Linked DNA regions of Homo sapiens: all the other regions are linked to region 2. Evidence: chromatin loops called from intact Hi-C (ENCODE). Cell type or tissue: PC-3. All regions are shown on one strand.

Region 1 (5,000 bases), 54 kb before region 2:
GTTCCTCCACTATCCCCTGAACCCTTGCTGACAGGGCCGCAAAGACAGAAACAGTGTCAGGCCCTGGGGGCTGAATGTGTGGGGAGTTTTATGAGGCAGGGTAAAGACAGAAGGGGCCTTTAGGGGAGAATAACAAAGAGGACGACTCCACTCACTTCACGGGAGCTCAGGGATGGCTCTGCACACCATCCCATTTGTGCTAAATTCCACCCAGAGTGGTATTTATGAGTCCCATTCCCAAGGGACTCATATCATCTGGTTCGTATATTTAGGCCATTTTCTCTGGTGTATGAACTGTCCAGAGAGAGTAGGAGATGGTGGAGCAGGAAGCCCTTTGGATAACTGGCCACCTGTCCTTGTTTTCCCGCAGGCCCTGTTCTGTTGTCAGCCAGGTTCTGAGGCTAAACAGAGGCAAACCCATTGCTGCAGAGCTCATCCCTGGCCAGTGCTCTGGGTTTATAAAATGCCTGAACTGCTGTCGTTCATTGGTTCCAGTGGTCAGACCAGCCTACTGGTAAATGGATATAGTTTATTTTTCAGTGCCTGAACAAAAGTGTCTTCCCTGTGGACCTCTCCAGGGCCTGGAATTATTTTATTAGTCTCTTCTTTGAGTCAAATTAAGTATTAAGAGTATGTATGCCATCATTAGAGGTGATCGACATCTTGGTCCAATTCAGTTTATTGCATTAACCAGCAGGCAAGGTTGGAGTGACCCTCCCTCCCTTTACCCTTTCTCCTTCTCCTTCCTCCCCCTCTCCTTTCTCCTCTTGCAGCATCTGTTCACAGGCACACTTTGGTAAGGTTGGGGAAGTGGTGCTGCAGAGGTGTGGATCTGCTTCAGGGAGCCTTCTGGAAGTTCAGGCCCAGAGTGGAGAGCAGTGAGGGAAGTGCTGGAGTGGCCTGGGGCTGCAGGAAGACACTGGGCTTCTTGGCTGAGCACAAACTTTCACAACAGCTCCTATGGTAGCCTGAGTGATGGCCACCGAAGACATGCATGCTTGAATCCCTGGAACTTGTGAATGTTACCTTATGTGGCAAGGGGGACTCTGCAGATACAACTAAGTTAAGGACCTTGGGATGGAGAGATTTTCCTGGTGGGCCTCAAATGTGGTTGTCAGTGTCTTTATAAGAGGGAGGCAGATGGAGCTTTAACACAGATGAGGAGACAAAATGACCACAGAGGCAGAGATGGGAGTAATGAGGTCATGAGCCGAGGATTCTTGGCACCCATGAGAAGCTGGAAGGGGCAAGAAACAGGTTCTCTCCTGGGGCCTCCAGATCCCTTGATTTTAGGCCTATAAGGATGAGTTCAGACTTCTGGTATCCAGAATTGTAAGAGAGTAAGCTTGTGTTGTTTTAAGCCACCAAGTTTATGGTACTTTGTTATAGCAGTGGTAGCAAATGAATACAGTTCATGGGCACACTCTAATTCTGGGTTCTCTAAGGAGGCTCCTGAGACCTAAGGGTCTGAAAGATGTAGCTTCATGAATGCTTGGACCCAACAGGACACCCCAGGCTGAACAAGGCCTTTGCTCTAGGTCAGATTTGCTCTCCCAGGGGAGATCCAATCAGTTTAAAATGGAACCTGCGTGCGGTGGCTCACGCCTGTAATCCCAATACTTTGGGAGGACGAGGTGGGCAGATCACCTGAGGTCAGGAGTTCAAGACCAGCCTGGCCAACATGGGGAAACCCCATCTCTACTGAAAACACAAAAAATTAGCTGGGTGTGGTGGCAGGTGCCTGTAATCCCAGCTACTTGCGAGGCTGAGGCAGAAGAATCGCCTGAATCCGGGAGACGGAGTTGTGGTGAGCTGAGATTGCGCCATTGCACTCCAGCCTGGGTGACTGAGCCAGACTCCATCTCAAAAAAAAATAAAATAAAATCTAATGTATATGATTCATTTTGAAGCATCGGCTCACACAATTGTGGAGGCTGAGAAGTCCCACGGTCTGTCATCTTAAAGCTGGAGACCCGGGAAAGCTGGTGGTCAAGTTCTGAGAGCCAGAGGGCTGATGGTACATGTCCCAGTCAAGGGCAGGAGAAGATTAACATTCCCATTCAAGCAGTCAAGCAGAGAGAGCAAATACCCTCTTCCAGCACCTTCGCTTTCTACTTAGACCTTCAATAGACTGGAGGATGTCTTCCCATACTGGGGAGGGCGGTCTGCTTTACTCAGTCCACTGATTCAATGCTAATCTCATCCAGAGACACCCTCACAGACACACCCAGAAATAATATTTAATCTGGACACCGCATGTTTCAGTCGAGTTGAGGTTTAAAATAAGCCTTCACGCACCCTTACAACTTAGGTGCCATTTCCCCCCACTGAGCTCCCTTCTTATCCTCTGAGAACACAAGGAGGTATTACTCACAACACAGCCCAGCTGGCCAGCACCAGCTACATAATCTGTGGGGTCCAGTACAAAATGAAAATGCAGAACTGATTCTTCCACACTTGAGAAGCATCTCATCTCAAGATGGCGGGAGCAGGGCATTCACCAGGCATGGCGCCTTCTGCAGGCCCAGCCCAGAGCTACCACAGGTCATGCTCCCATGAGGAGGACTCCTGCCTCTGGCCTCTGTTCTATTTCTAGGTTGGACTTCCACCTCCTACATCATTTTTCTTCCAGAAGCACATGAAGCTTTTTTAGGAAGCCATTTCTTTTTGGCTCCATTTCTTCTTCGTGGAAAAGGCTTCCACTCTCAAAGTTTGCCAAGCCAAAAATAGAATCTGCTTGAAGAGTGAAATGAGACTCAGGATCCTGCTGATAACTCCAATGTTTTAAAAACAAACAAGGACAACTATAAAGATAGTTTATGGGCTCATTAAAAATCTCCAAACCACAGTATCAACCACAGGATGGAGGGTGTCATTTTAGGAAAACTCTGTAATGCACCACGGTGAACCCGCCCCGCTGAAGCTCCATGGTGGCACAGGGGCCTCTGGCAGGGCGATGCGCTTCTCACAGTGAGCAGGGAGTGGGAGGCCCCCACAAGCTCTTATGGGAGAAGGGAATCAGGGGTGCCTATGCAACCATAGGACATATAAGTGTAAGTGGCTTTTTTTTTTTTGAGACGGAGTTTTGCTTCTGTTGCCCAGGCTGGAGTGCATCGGTGTGATCTTGGTTCACTGCAACCTCTGTCTCCCAGGTTCAAGCGATTCTCCTGCCTCAGCCTCCTGAATAGTTGGGACCACAGATGTATGCTGCCACACCTGGCTGATTTTTTAAAAAAATTATTCGTAGCAATGAGCATCTCCCTATGTTGCCCAGGCTGGTCTTGAACTCCTGGGCTGAAGTAATCCTCCCACCTCCACCTCCCAAAGTGCTGAGATTACAGGCATGAGAGCCCAGCCTTATGCTTTTAGTTCATACTTTAGGAAGAGTTATCAGAAATGAAATGCAACGCAGTGCCTAGGGCTGGGAAGGAGGTGGGGGTAACTAGAAGGACAAAAAAGAGTGGAAGATGAGGATGACAGAAGAAGGGTGTGCTATTGATCAGCAGGAGGGCCAGGAATTGGGCCCCTTGCTCCAGGGTTTTTAACTTTATTCATGCCATGGGAACCCCCAGCAGCCTGGTGAAGCCAGTGGAACCTTTCTCAGAGGAATATTTTAAAATGCATAAAATAAAATTCATAGAATTCCACAGCAGACTGTAGTAATATTAAAATACAGTTATCAAAATGCTTAAAGTACACATTTGTGATATAATAATGTATGTGCTTTTTTTCCTAATGCATTAAATAAGACCTAGTGGCAGTTCTATTGATTATTTTAATTTAGAAGTAGTGCTATTAGTAAATGCTATTTCAAGGTATCTGCAACAATTATTATTTGATATGAAAATATCTGATTTTTACTAGTAAAAAAGTAGGGACTGCTGTAAGTACAGAATTGTAGTTTGCTGACAGCCTTTTGAATTGAAAGAAATGCTAAATATCCATTTGAGGCTGGCAAAAATAAAGTTGTAATCTTTTTCCATCCAACTTCATGGACTTGCTGAATTCTCTCTTTGGAACACTTGTGGGTCTATTGGTCCCTAAGTTAAGAACCTCTCTGCAGAAGTTAAAACCTATCTGTGCAATCCTAGTGGGGACAGAAAAAAGATCAGGTCCTCAAGACCTTATAAATTAGACAGGCAACTTGGGGTAATGTTTGCTAATTGCTGCAGATAAAAGGCTTAGGCAGAGGGTTTTCATTTAATTTTTTTTCACCAATTTTATAAAAATCATTATTTAAAGTTCATTGAAATGTGCCCATGGCTTATGCATTGTACACAGCTGGATTTACTAAAAGGATGGTTAATTAAGAAGCTGTCAAAGAAGAGGGGTGATGGATTTCATTAGCCAATCTGCATAGTGTTCAGGAGAGCCTGTGGGGCTCCTTAAGTGGGTCTCATTGAAGTCACCTCCAGAGCCTTGGAGATGGGTGTTGGCAGCCTTCTGAGCATTTCATTAGGTTGTTACTCCTATGTGCATGTGGAGGAAGTGATAGCCAAACAACCTCAGAGAGCAAAAGGCCCGTACCTGAGGCAGCTTTCTTCTCACATTGCTTTTGCTCTCCTTATTGTTTTGGGTTTTTCCAGCTCTTTAAACAAGTAGTTCATCAAGTCAGGTGTGCAGACCACGTGATTCCAAGTCCTATAAATGCTCCCAGGGAAGGGAATAGAACCAGGCAGCGTTCTGCTGTATGTAGAAGTCCTGAAGTCAACAACTGTTGCTCTCAGGTTACCAAGGCAACTTGCTCATGCCAACCATGCTGGTGGCAGGAAAAGGGTTGGAGAGAAGACCACACATTGCCTCCCTTTAGAAAACCCCAGGACCTTATGAAACAGTGCACTACAGCTACTGTTTCCACCACCTGTAATAAAATATAATAGTTGGTTCACCACTAATAAAGGGTCCAGCAGTATTCTAAGTCTTTTTATATTACCTTGTTGAATCCTTGGTTTAATATCTAAGAAGTAGATATTATTATTCCTATTTTGTAGATAAGGGAG
Region 2 (5,000 bases):
GATTTAACAAAAAAATACAGACAGGAAACTCAGTTAAATTTGAATTTCAGATAAACAACAAATGTTTTTTGATGTACATGAATTCTGTGCAATATTTGGGACATACTCATACTAAAAATTATTTGTTATGTACCTGTATCTGAAATTCAAATGTACCTGAGTGTCCTATTATTGATTCAACCACCCTAGTTCCTGTGGAATTCCATGGTCAGGATATCCGATGAAACAAACCTTGACTCTTGACTGTTGGAACTAAATCTGGGAATCTGGTACTCTTCCAGTTCTGACATTGGCAGGTCTTCTTGATTGTTGCTGTTCCCAAATGAGGGACCAAGTTCTTCGGGGAGTTCCACAGGAAGGCTCGGGCATGACCCGGCTCCTGGGAACTCCCTATAACAGGAGGTGCACAGCCAGTTCACGGAAAATGCAACTGTCACAGTGAAGTCAGCATGTTTTTATATATGCAGTCTAATCACAAAGTGCTTTCGGATAACCTTCTCATTTGATTCCTCAACAGCCCTGAATAGGGCTTAGCAAATATCTTCTCTGCTTCAGATGAGAAAACACTGAGGTGATGTTGGCCAAGTCAGTGCCAATTAAGCAGTGAGTTAAGGGTCACCTGAGCTGTCAGGCCCTAAGACCAATTTTACCTTGCTTTTTTGTTAGAACAGACTACTTTGTTACTAAAGTCAAATACACTTTTCCAAAACCATTACATTATGGGTTTTTTCTATTTATAAAAGTAATATTTGATTATTGCAGAAAACATGAAAATCACAGACAAAAAAAGAATAGAAGAGAAATCAGCAAAGGAAGTAATTCTACCCTTGTGAGATAACTACTGCTAACATGGAGGTGTATGGCCTTCCATTCTCTGTCCTTCTTATATATATTAATATATGATCAGTTTTAAATAAGAAAGGCCAAGTCCTCTTACACACATGCATGCATATATGAATGATAAAAATATAAATGTATGAATAGTTGTATACGTGAAGCTCATCATATGCATATGTGCACAAACATGTCTATACGTAATATGAACTTATATTATTTTGAAATTAGATTATTTATTTTTGGCATTAATCAGATCTTAAGACTGAGCACAAAAATGAGGTGAAAATCACCAAATAAACTCTGGATAAAGAGTGTAGGCAATGGCCGGGTGGTGTGGCTCACGCCTGTAATCCCAGCACTTTGGGAGGCTGAGGCGGGCAGGTCTCTTGAGCCCAGGAGTTTGAGACCAGCCTGGGCAACAAGGCAAAATCATCTCTACAAAAAAATAGAAAAATCAGCCAGGTAGGTGCCTGTAGTCCTAGCTACTTTGGAGGCTGAGATGAGAGGATCACCTGAGCCGGGGGAGGTCTTAGCTGCAGTGAGCCATGATTGTGCCACTTTACTCCAGCCTGGGCGACAGAGCGAGACTCCGTCTCATAAAAAAATAAAAAATAAAAAAATAAAAATAAAAAGAGTGTGGGCAGTGAAGGACATGAGAACAATGTCTCACCACAGTGATGAGTGAGCCTATCCTTCACATTGAATCTGTTCCTAATTAAAAATGAGTGTTTGGTGGGTAAAGAGGGTAAAGCTAAAAAGATCTGTCCCTAATGCTTTCCCACTGAACTATTGACTTACCCTGACTACTACCTTGTCAACAATTTATCTCCCCTTTGGACATAAACATTGATAATCCAGAACTGATGTTGCTGTGACTCCAGTAGCACTTGGTACTCAGCTGTAATATGTCTGTGATCAATGTTTTCATCGATATGTAATGCTTATATGCAACCTTAGAACCACTTCTTGTTTGAAGGTCTTGAGATGATTATTCATTTGAAGAGGTCAATACTTACATGACAATATCTTATATGACAACTAAAATGGTTTATTTTTGCAGTTACCAGATATGACAACTTAAGACAACATAGTCTGATGGTGGCCTGGGGCCAAATCAGAAATATCTGTTGGGACACACTCCTAGGCTATGAGTGACTCATAATCACTTTCACTGGCCTTGCTGTAGGCTCAGCCACATATGACCTGCTATGTCTCAGAGAAACTTCTCTCCTTTCTCTTCCAAAATAAATCTCAAAACACCCAACACTCTATGTAAGCAAAGCTATTCAGAGCTTCGCAACTCTCTAGCATGGCATCAGATCCTGTAGAAAGTTATAGGAGATACCCTGGGGATTGAAGATGCTGCACCACCTCATTACAAAAGCTTGAGTGCATCTGACTCTCTGGGTCTCCCTTGCTAGCACAAACCACTCAAGAAATATGTGGCTATGAAAATCTACGATCAATGCTGGCATCATTATATTTGATTATTTCTTGGTGTGTGAATATATATAAACACTATATGCTGAGTGTTCCCCATCTTAGGCATTTATTTTGTAAAGTGATTATATTTGTATTTCCTTCATCTCTCACCAGGCAGACAAACTCAGTTTTAAATATATATTAAATCAAATGAAGACCTATAAAAAACACATCCATCAGAATAGATTAGCGTCTACAACATTGTGCTGTAACATGGTTTTTTCAGTGTGAATCTTGCTTCGAAAGTAAAATGTTGGAAAGCTTTGTTTAAATCTACCAAGCAGGAAAACCAAATGAATACAAAACAAAATCTCAGCTGGCCAATTGTTTCAGACCCAAGACCTGTTCTATTTATTGTTTTTGTAAGAAATAGTTGCCTGGAACATCATTTCTATGGCAGAAATAGTGTCAAGTTCCTAAGGAGAAGAAGTAGGAGGAAGCTCTAAGTGTAAACACCCAAACAGTGGAAGGAAAACCACACATCACTTACTTTGAAAACAGTAGCTGCTTGGGGCCATGATTTTGACGAATCATAATGAGCACTCACAAATTGATTTAATATTAAAATGCATCCAAGCAGACTTTGAAACTATAATTCTCTGACAGTGGATGGACTGATGAAACTCACCAGGAAGGCCAGTTACTCAGGCCTGCGATGTCTTCGGTTATTGAAGACATGTGATTGCCACCTAGCGGCCAACATTAACTTCACCTGGAAGGTCGAGCAATTCTGCAGCCCACTTTGCCCAATGCATAAGGACAACAGTACCAGTCTTTGTCAGTACTCAATTCAAATTCCTTAACACTTCCTCTTTTATCACATCTCTTTGTTCTGTGTAAGTCACCTGTTTACCATCTCTAAGACCAAACATTTTCCTTCACTCCATGTCATTAGTCCCAGAGAGCCTAAGAACCTATCTGCAAAATTCCCTCCATAGTTCTCATTCCATTTCCTTTTTTTTAAACCACAGTTGTTCTATTGGTAAGAAGAAGGGCTCCTGCCTTCATTTTCTCCACCCAGCTTCTTCCACTTTCTCTCCTCCTATTTCACGTCACAAGACACAAGGGCGTCTTGAGAGAGAGGCTTCTGAAAGAAAGCTTGGTAAGGATAACTGAAAACCTGAGAACAATAGTGTCAGAGGCTTTTGAACCAGAGCAACTCCATCTTGAAGAGGGGCTGGGTGAAATAAGGCTGAGACCTGCTGGGCTACATTCCCAGGCAGTTAGGCATTCTAAGTCACAGGATGAGACAGGAGGTCAGCACAAGGTACAGGTCATAAAGACCTTGCTGATAAAACAGGTTGCAGTAAAGAAGCCGACTAAAACCCACCGAAACCAAGACGGTGGCGAGAGTGACCTCTGGCCATCCTCACTGCTACACTCTCACCAGCGCCATGACAGTTTATAAATGCCATGGCAATGACAGGAAGTTACCCGATAAGGTCTAAAAAGGGGATGCATGAATAATCCACCCCTTGTTTAGCATATCATCAAGAAATAACCATAAAAATGGACAACCAGCAGCCCTCGGGGCTGCTCTGCCTATGGAGTAGCCATTCTTTTATTCCTTCACTTTCCCAATAAACTTGCTTTCACTTTACGGACTTGCCCTGAATTCTTTCTTGCACAAGATTCAAGAACTCTCGCTTGGGGTCTGGATCCAGACCCCTTTCCGGTAACAGCAACACTCCTGTTACTTCACCAAGGAATTATAAGTAAATATTTCTATGTTACCAAGACTGACAAAGTTCAAAAATAATAATGCTGATAATACAGCTGTTTGTGGTGAAAATAAGTGGAAAATGTGTTGGCCAAGCTGGTCTGAACTCCTGACCTCAGGTGATCCACGCCTTGGCCTCCCAAAGTGCTGGGATCACAGGCATGAGCCACCGCACCCAGACCTAGTTTAGTCTTTGTGTTGACAAAGCACAAAGATGAAACTATTTGCCACGCCCCTCCTTCACCACAACTGGACCTGCTCTAACCTCCTCTCTGCCCTGGTCTGAGCCTTGGATCCTATCACCTTGGCTCCCTTGCCTTGGTTTCTTGTTAGGTAGAATCAGAGCCAGGCTCCATCAGGAGAATGGAGGGCAGGAGGAAAGAGAATTAGGGTGGAGGGCAGAGGATGCCAGGGTGTCCTGTCCCCCATGCTCCCTCCCAGCTTTGAGCCTTGCTTCTGGCAGTGACTCTGTGACTCCCGCTTCTGGTAGAGGCCTCACCATGGCTCCAGGCCTCACCGGGCTCCATTTCCTCTCTCGTTTCTTCCGATTTAGGGGAGGTAGCAGCTTCCTGCCGTTGCTCCTCTCTGGGTCTTCATCATCTGGTTACTCCTTTCACCCTGTGCACCTCTGTGATTAAACTCTCTTCATCTAAACCACCTGAGTTGAATGATTTCTTCTGCTGGGATCTTGATACAGTTCCTATTGTTTGTTTTCCTTTTAATCCAGTCTGATTTTCCCTCTGTGCATCTGAACACATATTATTTGAGATGGAAGCTGTCACCTGGGCTCTCGGGGCGGGAGGGGGGGAACACTCTGACTTGTTTTGTTTATTTATTCTGGAGTGTGCACTTGCTAATCCACGTACCAGAAGACATATGTACAGTGACCTTACTTTTCCAATTAAGTGGACCAAAAGGAAATTTTCCTTTTTTTTTTTTTCTTTTTTGAGACAGAGTCTGG
Region 3 (5,000 bases), 130 kb before region 2:
CATGCGCCACCACGCCTGGGTAATTTTGTATTTTTAGTAGAGACGGGGTTTCTCCATGTTGGTCAGGCTGGTCTCGAACTCCTGACCTCAGGTGATCCACCTGCCTCGGCCTCCCAAAGTGCTGGGAGCTGAGACAGGGTCTCACTCTGTCGCCCAGGCTGCAATGCAGTGGTGTAATCTAGGCTCACTGCAGCCTTGACATCCAGGACTCAAGCAATCCTCCCACCTCAGCCTCCTGAGTAGCTAGGACCACAGGCACACCACCACACCCAGCTAATTTTTGTATTTTTTGTAGAGATGAGGTTTTACCATGTTTCCCAGGCTAGTTTTGAACTCCTGAGTTCAAGCAATCCTCCTGCCTTGGCCTCCCAAAGTGCTGGGATTACAGGCATGCAACACTACACCAGTCCCACTTTTCTTAATTAAAACAAAGAAAGAAAAAAGAAAAAAATAATCCAGCCAACTATGTAATCTTCTTAGAATTTAATCAGTTTCACTTTTTTAGTCAACAGATAGCCAAGACCATACAAGCACCCTAAATATTTGTTGAAGAATGAATAATAAATGCAATATTACCTAAACTTCATTACCCAGCAACTAACTAAATAAGTGTGTAACAGAAAAATGTGTGCACAAGAAAACATCTCAGGATGTTTATTGTACAAACTGTTATAGTAAAAAGAAATAAAAATAAAAATGAAAATGGAAATAGAGTGTCACTCAGCAGAAAAAGTGTAACAGTGAAAAACTAGGCCAGGCACAGTGGCTCATGCACTGTGGAAGGCTGAGGTAGAAGGCTCACTTGAGGCTGAGAGTTCAAGGCCAGCCTGAGCAACATAGTAAGACCCTGTCTCTACAAAAATGAAAAAAATTAGCCAGGCATGGTGGCATGTGCCTGTGGTCCCAGCCACTTTGGAGGATGAGGCAGGAGGACTGCTTGAGCCCAGGAGATTGAGGCTGTAGTGAGCAGTGATCACGATACTGCACTCCAGCCTGGGTGACAGAGCGAGACCGCAGCTCAAACAAAAAACAGTGAAAAACCAGAAACCCTAACTTACTCTTGGCAAGGGAGTAAATATACTATACTTTTTTCATACACTGGGATTCTCTGTAACAGCTAAAGTGAATAAAGATCTATTAACACATGTATCTCAAAAACATAGTAAGTTAAAAATGCAAGCTATACATAGGTAGAATTATGCCATTTATGTAAAATGTTAAACACAAACTCACATGTATTTTTTTGTGGATACAGTGTAGTTCCAAACATGCTTGAGAACTGTGTGCGCTAACTTCACATTAGAGGTTACCTGAGGATGGAGGCAAAGGAGTAGGAATAGATCAAATATTTAAGTTATAGTTTATTTTTCCGGGGGGGGAGAGGTATGGATCAAATATGAAAATATTAGCAACTATTAAACCTAGGAAGTAGAAGACAAAATGGCTTACTATACTCTGTTTTTATGTATGTTAGAAATATTTCATACTTATTTATTTATTTATTTATTTGAGACAGAGTCTTGCTCTGTCGCCAGGTTGGAGTGCAGTGGCGCAATCCCAGCTCACTGCAACCTCCACCTCCCGGGTTCAAGCGATTCTCCTGCCTCAGCCTCTCAAGTAGCTGGGATTACAAGTGCGTGCCACCACGCCCAGCTAATTTTTATTTTTTGTATTTTTAGTAGAGACGGGGTTTCACTGTGTTGGCCAGGATGGTCTCGATCTCCTGACCTCATGATCCGCCTGCCTCGGCCTCCCAAAGTGCTGGGATTACAGGCATAAGCACCATGCCTGGCCCTTATTTTTATTTTTAAAGGATGAAAAAAAAGGAAAGAAGGAAGGGAGGGAGGGGGTGGAGGAAGGAGAGGCAAAAGTTGTCCACTGCATTCTATTAATTCCAAGGCCCAGTTGTTCTTAACCTCCAAATCTGCTTCTTCACTTTTAAAGCCTAGGTGATAGTACGTGTACCTGCCTAGAACATGCTTTGAAAACTAGCAGACTGGAGAGAGAATTTCACTGTCAGGTTCACTACTGGTGGGCGGGACACTACATCATTCCCCTACGGAATCCCTAGGGGGCTCAGCATCCTTTCTGTCTCTTCAATTCAGATAACAGTAATAAGATTTTCCAGCAGGGTTATAATCACACCACCACCACCACCATCTCCAAAAAGCCATAAAACAATAAATTCATTACTGAAGCATCTCAGTGAATGGAGATGAAAACTGTGCAACAGCCCAGCACGGGATAGCTCTCCCAATCTCTGTTAGACAAGCACTGGCTAAAATATAAGAACTGGATCAATCTCCTCACATAAAATCAACTGTCTTACAAACCCAAGGGGGAAAAAAATCACACTTGTTAGGCATCATTAAGAAAAGATTATCAGATTATATACATCAGTAATAAAATTCCGAGCCACAGGGCGAACAGGGACCTGCAGGCTGGGGACAGAGCAGCCAAAATCCAGCCTCCCTGTGATTCCCGACCTCTTCTCCAACTCTGTGCAAAGCCCGAGGAGGTGAGACTCTCTTCGCTAAGGCGAGCTTCGGCTATGTCCTAGTGATGGACAGTTCCTCTCTGCCAGGCCCCTGCAGCCTTGAGACCACATTCCCCAGAGATCCGGCAACGTTTCCCCATCCCAGGCAGCTGGGCATTCTCCTCTCCCGGAAGGAAGACGGAATCCCACCCCGATCATGCGTGAGCTGCGGCGAAGAGAAGCCGCTGGTCCCGAGGCGAGGGGCCTCGAGTCCGCAGATTCCCCTCAACATTTCTGGGAGTAAAGTTGGGCTTAGCTGGGCTCCTGGCAAATAAAGAGGAGCCTGGAAAGACAGCCATGCTCAGGCCCCCGTGAGGCCACTTCGGACCCCTCCACGCTGTGCTGGGCTGCATCTGCCTTAATTCCCCGTCTGTTGCTTCTCCAGGCTCTGAGCCCCCTCCACAAAAGGGGGATGCGAAACTCAAAGGAGTTAGGATGTCAACCCTGCAAACCGCAGAAACTAAACCGACACCAACCTGCCCAAGAAGGCAGCGAAGGTGGTTGAGGACGACACCCCACCCCCCACCCCCCACCAGGCAGGGGTCGCGGGAGATGGCGGGCGCCTTTCTGGTGGCTCCACGTCCTCCTTACTCCCGAAGTCCCGGCGGCCCCGAGTCTGCCCCAACTCCAGCATCCGTTCTCCCCGAGCTGCGGCGGGGAAAACAAGGTAGGGGGCAGGGGCAGGCCCAGAGGGGTCTCGCCCCCGCCCTTGGGCCGGCCGAGGGGCTCCCTGGAGTCAGAGGAGGAACAATAGCGGACCCCGCGTCCTGGGAGCCACCCGGAGTCTCCCGCTCGCACCTCCCTCCCCACCTCCTCCAAGTTCAGCCGGGAGGCGGATTGGGCTCAGCAGCACCGACGCGGGGGCAGCGAGGCGCCGCGCGGGGCGAAACAGGTGGGACCCGGCGCAGACTCCAGGGTGCATCTCCGGGTCTGCTCATTCATTCCCACCCGCGCTCCCTCCGCCGCGGCCCCTGCCCCGCGCCCCGCCCCAGCCGGCCTGCGAGTCGCGGAGGACCCGGGAAGAACCCTTCTCCTAACTTGGCCGGGTCTTCCCGCTCTACCCTCATCTCCACCTTCCTCTCCTTCCTCTTGTCCCCAGATCTGCTCTCCGCAGACAGTGGGCTGCCGGCGGTGGACCAGGGAGAGGTGGCGGGACCCCGGCTGCAGCCCGCTCAGCCGCTCCGCCCGGGCGCCGTCCCCAGCGCCTCCCGCGCCCGAGCTCCAGACACAAAGGCGGGGACACGAGCCCGGGACCCCGCGCCGGGAGCCTCCCAACTCCGTGCCGCGCACTCACCCCATCGAGGCGGCGGCGGCGCTCCCCGGACCCAGCTGGCTGCTCCACCCCGCCCGCCGCTTCCCCAGGAAAACGCGGCCGCCGGGCTCGCTTCCTGCTCGGCTTCCTGCGCCGCAGTCCCTCCTCCTCCCCCGCTGCGGGGGTCAGTGGGCGCCGAGCTCCCGGGCTAGGCCGGCGGGGCGGGGGCAGCGGCAGCACCACCACGTGGCCGCCGGGCGCCGGCCCCCGCCGACCTGGATCCAGTGGGAGCGGGAAGGGAGGCGCTAACCATTCCCCTCCCATTCCACCCCTCGCGGCCCCAAATTCCGCGAGTCAGGTGACCCGGCCCCGGGCTCTGGCCGGGACCTGCGGGGGGTGCTCTCCGCCCTCCAGCCCCCGGCGCATCTCCCCGGCCCGCGCGTCCCGGCTGTTCGTGGCTTGCTTTTAGTCTCCAGGGATCGTGGGACCCTTCTCCGCGGATCTGTTTCATCCTCTTAACCTGAAGTTAGTGGAAGCCCCCCACGCTCTGACCCCTGGGTTTAGGACGGATGAGATCCCAGATACTGTTTATTTCTGATTAACTTCCAAAGTCGTTTGTGGTAGTGGCGAGTGTTTCAAAGTCACGGATCCAAGCCCCTTCTGACCAGAATCTAAAAGGTTGTTTTCCAAAATCATTGAACAGAAAGTAAAGTAGAATGTGCTCACGTTCTCCGGACTGAACCAATTGGTTGAAGTGACTGTTTTCTAGCACTCATTGGGTGGCAAGGCAAGACTACCACCGTTCAGTGTTGTTCTGCTCAGGAGTTAGAAAGGAGAAACCTACAGCCTGAACTGACAGGCGAGATTGCGCATGGGAACGCCTTCAAAATAGTGTGTGAGAAGCCACGGGGTACAGGCTCACTGCCCCAGGTCCCCGACAGCTTCTCTCCCTATCCCAGCCCACTAAGGCCCGACCTTTCAATTACGATGGACTCCACCATTAATTCCAAGGATTTCAAAGCTCTCTATCTACCCACTCATCTAATTTGGGCTGGCTTTTCCATGCATTCTAGTCATGCTAACCAGCTGTGACTTCAGTTCTGTTCACCTAAGCTCCTCCCTTCTCCTCGTTAGCTCTGCCTCCTTTGCTCAGGGAAGAAAGCTTTCTAGAATAAATAACGTATTGAGTTCTTTCTGGGATCTACTGTAAGT

Evidence for each region. A loop is a pair of places that touch in the nucleus more often than their neighbours do. Peaks named below come from ENCODE experiments on the same cell type or tissue, not always from the same donor. Only the 100,000 strongest peaks of a DNase experiment are listed, where the experiment ranks them.
Region 1: it touches region 2 in a loop (3-fold over the local background); 5 of 110 quality-filtered maps call a loop at or near these places.
Region 3: it touches region 2 in a loop (10-fold over the local background); 38 of 110 quality-filtered maps call a loop at or near these places.

Annotation. Positions count from the first base shown.
Region 1 is chr5:34,574,889-34,579,888 of GRCh38, reverse strand. No RefSeq gene overlaps it. Among named protein-coding and RNA genes, the nearest start is that of RAI14-DT, 79 kb to the left of the region's middle. In PC-3, no CTCF peak of the experiment used is centred here; no DNase peak of the experiment used is centred here; H3K27ac peaks cover 1,300 bases.
Region 2 is chr5:34,521,323-34,526,322 of GRCh38, reverse strand. LOC124900958 (a long non-coding RNA gene) reads right to left here and starts at 367. Exons shown (of 3, transcript XR_007058727.1): 1 at 232-367. RefSeq lists an enhancer at 2,769-3,292. In PC-3, a CTCF peak has its summit at 3,008 (motif pointing left); DNase peaks (open chromatin) are centred at 1,972 and 3,012; H3K27ac peaks cover 3,324 bases.
Region 3 is chr5:34,655,306-34,660,305 of GRCh38, reverse strand. RAI14 (retinoic acid induced 14) reads right to left here and starts at 3,978. Exons shown (of 18, transcript NM_015577.3): 1 at 3,831-3,978. It overlaps RAI14-DT (RAI14 divergent transcript), which reads left to right and starts at 4,133. Exons shown (of 3, transcript NR_183264.1): 1 at 4,133-4,313. RefSeq lists a silencer at 3,971-4,020. In PC-3, a CTCF peak has its summit at 2,088; a DNase peak (open chromatin) is centred at 4,045; H3K4me3 peaks cover 3,963 bases; H3K27ac peaks cover 3,028 bases.